2 separate regions of the Homo sapiens genome follow, and region 2 is linked to region 1. Evidence: chromatin loops called from intact Hi-C (ENCODE). Cell type or tissue: sigmoid colon. All regions are shown on one strand. Links, peaks and the distances in the headings refer to the core of each region. The heading gives the core; the rest is flanking DNA. Region 1 has its middle 67 kb from the start of RNF152. Region 2 has its middle 130 kb from the start of RNF152.

What was found. Peaks named below come from ENCODE experiments on the same cell type or tissue, not always from the same donor. Only the 100,000 strongest peaks of a DNase experiment are listed, where the experiment ranks them.
Region 2: it touches region 1 in a loop (4-fold over the local background); 3 of 110 quality-filtered maps call a loop at or near these places.

What each region holds. Positions count from the first base shown.
Region 1 is chr18:61,958,503-61,961,414 of GRCh38, forward strand. No RefSeq gene overlaps it. Among named protein-coding and RNA genes, the nearest start is that of RNF152, 67 kb to the left of the region's middle. RefSeq lists an enhancer at 76-245. In sigmoid colon, for the core only: no CTCF peak of the experiment used is centred there; a DNase peak (open chromatin) is centred at 1,669.
Region 2 is chr18:62,016,864-62,019,775 of GRCh38, forward strand. It overlaps a transcript of PIGN not described here. Among named protein-coding and RNA genes, the nearest start is that of RNF152, 130 kb to the left of the region's middle. In sigmoid colon, for the core only: no CTCF peak of the experiment used is centred there; a DNase peak (open chromatin) is centred at 1,388.

The DNA of each region.
Region 1 (2,912 bases), core at 277-2,776:
TCTACTTTCTCTACTCTTGAAATCACAGGATCTATAAAATATTTCCATCGTCTAGTCATCTGCTACCCCAGGAGCACCAATTGGTGTGAGCAGCAGAGAGAGAGCTGTTCACTTTTCTCGAGGCTGCGGAGGGAAGCAGGCAGGGGACGAGGCCTGTGATGCTGGATGGATTATGCATGAGGTGCTCACTAACTCTCATCTGTTTGTGACAAGCTTACCACTATGAAGTCCTCCAAACCCTATGGGAAGACAAGAATGATGCTCATGTACTAGTTATGTAACCATACAAACACTTATGTCTTCATGCGCCATATTTTTTCATCTAAGATGAGGCAGGTATTGTCTTTATGAGCACTGGCGGCACCCATTGGCTTACGTGAATGGTTCCATCAGACATCCCTGGATCTTTTCCCTTTTCTTAGCTTTTCTTTGTTCATTCCTCCAGCCCGTCATAAATGTGACTCAACTTTTTCCTTTTCTCTTTTTCTTTTTGAAACGAGATATCTCTCTGTTGCTCAGGCTAGAGTGCATTGGCACAATCCTGGCTCAAAGCAGCCTTGACCTCCTGGGCTCCAGCAATCCTCCCACCTCAGCCTCCTGAGTAGCTGGGATCACAGGCATGCACTACCATGCACATACATGATTATAATCAATATTTGTTTTTGTTTTGTTTTTATAGAGATGGGGTCTCCCTATGTTGCCCAGGCTGCTCTCAAACACTCCCACTGAAGTAATCCTCCTGCCTCGGCCTCCCAAAGTGCTGGGATTACAGGCATGAGCCACTGTATCCTGCTGTGACTCAGCTTAATCAGCTCTTCTAGGTTTCTCAGGGATTCCTTGTGTTCCCCTAAGTTAGAGAGAAGCTACGAGTTGTTTCTTGAGATCACAGTGCATCCTCTACTACAAAGAAACTTTTTGGTTGTTCTCTTCCAATTGGCTGGGCAGGGGCCACATCCTTCAGAAGAACTTGGGAGGTTCCTTCTATGCTAATCCAATGGTCTCTTTTCTGAGAAGTGTACATTCTTCTATTTCTTGGTGTCAGAAATTCTTGATCATCAAGCAGATTGTCTAAGACCTCTATTCTTTTCTTTAAATTATCTTTCCTTCCCTTTATTCTATGACAATATTCCTTCACCTCTTAATGTGAATGACTGCTTTCTGTCCTTACAACCTTCTCTGACATTTCATTCAGCCTTCACCTAATTCTCCCACTCCAATTTCTGATGCTCCGACAATAGTGTCAGTTGCTTCTAAGAACTCCTTCAGGAGCTGCAGTCAAGAGTGAGGACTCTATCTCTGCCTCTCTGTCTCTTTTTGTCTCTTTTTCTCCATCTTTCTGTCTCTTTCTGTCTCTGTATCTTCCTCTGTCTCATACACACACACACACACACACACACACACACACACACACACACAAACAATCCTTAGACCCCATGTTAGGAAATACTCTTAGAAATATGGCTAGTACCTGGTATAATTTAAGCAGAACAACAAGACCTAAAAGCCTGAGAGTGTTCCTGGAAACAGAAGATCCTATTATTGCCAACAGTTTGAAATCGTCAAGTACTCACATTTTTCAAGCCACTTTGCCAAACAGCTAAACATGATGCAAGTCTGCACTATTTCAAGTCATAGTTCCAAAGTTCTTTATGAGAGGGGTTATCTCTGGCATGTGTCCAGATGGATGGGAAAATGCCAGCAAACCACGGCAAAAAATACTTGGCTAGCTTAGATGTAGAAGAGGAAACAAATTTAATGAGTTCCAGGTATAAATCATCCATGCTAGCTATTTTATTGCTCTTCCCCTGGAACAACAGTGTCTTAAACTTCTCTGGGATTGGCCCAGATAGAACATACATAGGGAGAATCATCACTCCATAGGCTAGAGCCACAATTAGAAGAGCTGTGGTTTTTTTCTATGAAGCGAGCAAGGCTGCCTGCATTGGACACTGTGTTCACAAAGTATAGACTGAGGAGATCAATCAAGCATCATTTTAAGGAAAGAAAACCTCAAAGGCCTGCCTTAATTCTGATACTTTGCTAGAGTCCCATCCCTCAAAAAAATACAGTTGTTTACCCTTTAGTTTTTCATGCCTTATTTGTTTCACCCCTAAGGAAATGACTTCTGTTTCGGTTCAGTTGACCTTGCCGGAAGTTATGCACACGTGGACAGCCATGAGGACTAAGGAGCAGTGAATCCTATGGACCCTTTTTCTTTTATTTATTTGAGACAGAGTCTTACTTTGCCACCCAGGCCAGAGTGAAGTGGTGCAATTATGGCTCACTGCAGCCTTGACTTCTCTGGCTCAAGTGATCCTCCCATCTCAGCCTCCCGAGTAGCCAGGACTATAGGTGCACATCACCAGACTCAGCTAATTTTTTTATTTTTTTTGTAGAGATGGGGTCTTCCTATGTTGCCCAGGCTGGTCTCAAACTCCTGGGCTCAAGACATCCTCCTGCCTCGGCCTCCCAAAGTGTTGGGATAACAGGTGTGAGCCACCATGCCCAGTCTATGGACCCTTTCTGGAAAAGATGGTTGGTTTGGAAATTTGACAGTGAAGCCCAAGGAAGGGAGGATTTGAGTAAGAGAGGTTTGGTCCACTTATTCCTCCAGTCTCTGGCGTAACCCACATCCCTGCCAAATTAGTGGGAGGAGCATATACTGGGACAAACCTCTCTTCAGTGCTTCCCCTTCTCCACACTCCTGGCATCAAAGGTCTTCAGCAATTTTCCCATCTCCTTATTGAAAATCAATTATCTGTTCATTCATTCATACAATGACAAGGGTCTAGGTGTACAGGGGAGTACGCAGTATTAAAATAAGGACAGAAGGAGTATAAGGGTAACTCTTCAACTCTCAACCCTCTGGATCTTAGTAGCCCAAATCACGAAGGGAAATTTCCAGACCCCTC
Region 2 (2,912 bases), core at 250-2,749, 58 kb after region 1:
CTCCTCAACCCTGAACCTTGGTAACCACCATTCTACTCTCTGCTTCTGTGAGTTCCACATTTAAGATTCCACATATGAGTGAGATCATATAGTATTTGTCTTTCTGTGCTTGGCTTTTTCACTTAGCATAGTGTCCTCCAGTTTCATCCAGGCTGTCATAAATGATAACGATTTTTAAAATCAACTTTTTAATTAAGGTGAACTTGATTCACTGAATGAAAATTCTGCTGTGTTTCCTAAAATCCTGCAGATTTTAAAAATGTTTTCTTAATCCTCATAGATTTGAAAAAAATGTAGGAAACAGGAATATGTTATACACATAGAATTGTAGCTTCCTTAAGTGCTAAAATAATAAAGAAATTTTATTTTACAGTAATTGAAATTTAACTTTGAGGTGCCATAAGCCACTTTTATCCCAAATGGTTTTTCTTTAATAAACATTCTGCTTTTCTGCCAAGTTCAACTTTCCACTTAATGCAAGAATCCCTTTAAACACCCCTGAGTGATGTCTATCTAACCTTTGCTTAAATTCATTCTATGCTGGTGAGTTTATTACTTCTCCCATGGACACAGACAAATACTTATCTTATTTTCACACAAAAAGTAGTATCACTTAGGTTTGCATTATACTGCAAATAACAGAAGAAACAACTAAACATTACCTTAAATGAAACAGGAGTTCCATTCTTTTCATGTCAAAAAGGATTCCAGAGTTAGGTCATCCAAGGTTGGTTTGGCAGCTCCATGGTGCCAGGGGTAACTCACCCTATTTTGAGCTCTGTCCTCTTTCATCCGAGACCATGGCCTTCAGCTCCATTTTTGTGAGATGTTTCCTACACCTCCAGGCAGTGCTTCTGCAGTCAGGCCCAGTGAAGTGCCTGGTGAAGTGGAGAAAAAAAAAAAAGCATGACCTTTGAGATAGCTCCTTTATAAAGAGCTTTCCCAACAGCCCCACTCGGCAACTTCCTCTTACATCTTATCGGCCAGACTACTCCACTTGGCCACCCCTAGCTGCGAGGGTTGAAGTCAACATTTTATCGGGCATATTACCACCCTGAACAAAACTGAGGTTCCACTAGCAAAAGAGACAGGGACAATGAATTTGAGTTGGCAACGAACAGTGTGCACCACAAAAGCTTATTCTGTTTCCCCATATTCCCATATGCATTCCTTCCCACCTTGAGAGAAGAACAGTCAGAGGCTTTGGCGATAGCTAAAAGCTCAAAAGACCAATTCAGAACTGCATGGGAACTAACAGGCACAGGAGGTCAAGTGAAAACTAGAGGAATCATAGCAAACATACAGGGAAAGCAGGGCTGGCTCCGGCCTGCCCTGGGAAGGGAAGCTTCACAAAAGAATCTGTGAGGACTTCCAGCTGCTCTGGTAGAGCTGGGAGGCTGGGAATGGGCGAGATCAAGTTGAAGAATTAAATAGAAACAGCTGTTGGCTGCCTTCACCAGCACTGAGGCGAGGGCTCATGCACATTCAGTGGAACGATTCCGTTTGATCCGTACACATGTAAAAATCATTGCCTCCTTCACTTTCTAAGTGCTTGGAATTATTCTTTTCCTATTAAGATTTACATTCACTAGGGCAACACATGCTTAGCAGCCAGGACTTGCAGAAGCATCGAATGCAGTACAGATAGGCATACTGTGCTAACTTACCACCCATTACTTTAGGAGGTTCATTTTTTTGGTGGCCTGTTACATACCTTTACCTTGTGCTGGGCTCTGAGCTGAGCACATGGTTTGTTACATCATTTGTCCTCATGATAACCTTAACATTAGTTATTCCAGTTTTAAAGAGAAACCTGGGGCTCCAGAGGAAGCAGTACATTTTCCAAGGCCTCCCAGACTGTGGGTGGCAAGCCCGAGGTTCAATTACAGGTCTGATTCTGAAACCACATGCATGTAACAAAAGGCCTCTACTTGCTGCCTTGAAGCCAGAAAGGAGCTAACCTCACTTCCTCATCTACAGAAGAAAACACACGCACACACATACACACACACACACAGCCCAGAGGTGTCAAAGGACCTGCCCAAGGTTGGCAGTTAGAAAAAGCATTGGAGGCTGGGCACAGTGGCTCACACCTGTAATCTCAGTACTTTCGGAGGCCAGGGCTGGAGGATCATTTGAGGCCAGGAGTTTGAAACCAACATAGTGAGACCCTGGCTCTACTGAAAATTAAAAAACTTAGCCAGGTATGGTGGAACATGCCTGTAGTCCCAGACACTCAGGAGGCTGAGATGGGAGGATCCCTCAAGTCTAGGAGTTTCAGGCTGCAGTGAGCTATGATTGTACCACTGCACTCCAAACAAACAAAAAAAAGCAAAGCAAAAATTTAAACCCAGTCTCCCACGTCCCTTCATTCCACCTCTTTGATACAAACTTGTAGCCTTCATAACTGATACCTGTAGTATTTTGGGAGGGCTAAGTTCCACTATTTGCCAGAGATGGACATTATTTCCAAACTTTAATGTTTCTTCAAGACATTTCGTTAGTTACATTAGCATGTTTACTTCTTAGACTAACAAAACAAATAGCTTTAAAAAGTTCACTTTGTGAATCTGTGATTAACTTGTGAAGAGTTAGGGGAAATTACCTGGGACTAGCTCTAGACACATTTTAGTTTTGCTAGTTAGCTGAAAACCAGAAATAAGACAAAACTTCTTTAAATCCACCTTAATAACCCTTTTACCTAAAAATCTCAGAGGAACTAGTGGGGAGGCAAAAGGTGGACACTTCAGGAGACCAGGTGAGCCACTTCTCCATGGCTTTTCATTTCAATCATTATTTGTTCCTCAGGGAAGCCTTCCAATGAAATTTCCCAATATAGCACACTTAGGATTCTGCTTCTGGCCACAACAGATTAACTGATACTGGCCTAGCCCTCCCGCAGTAAGCAACAA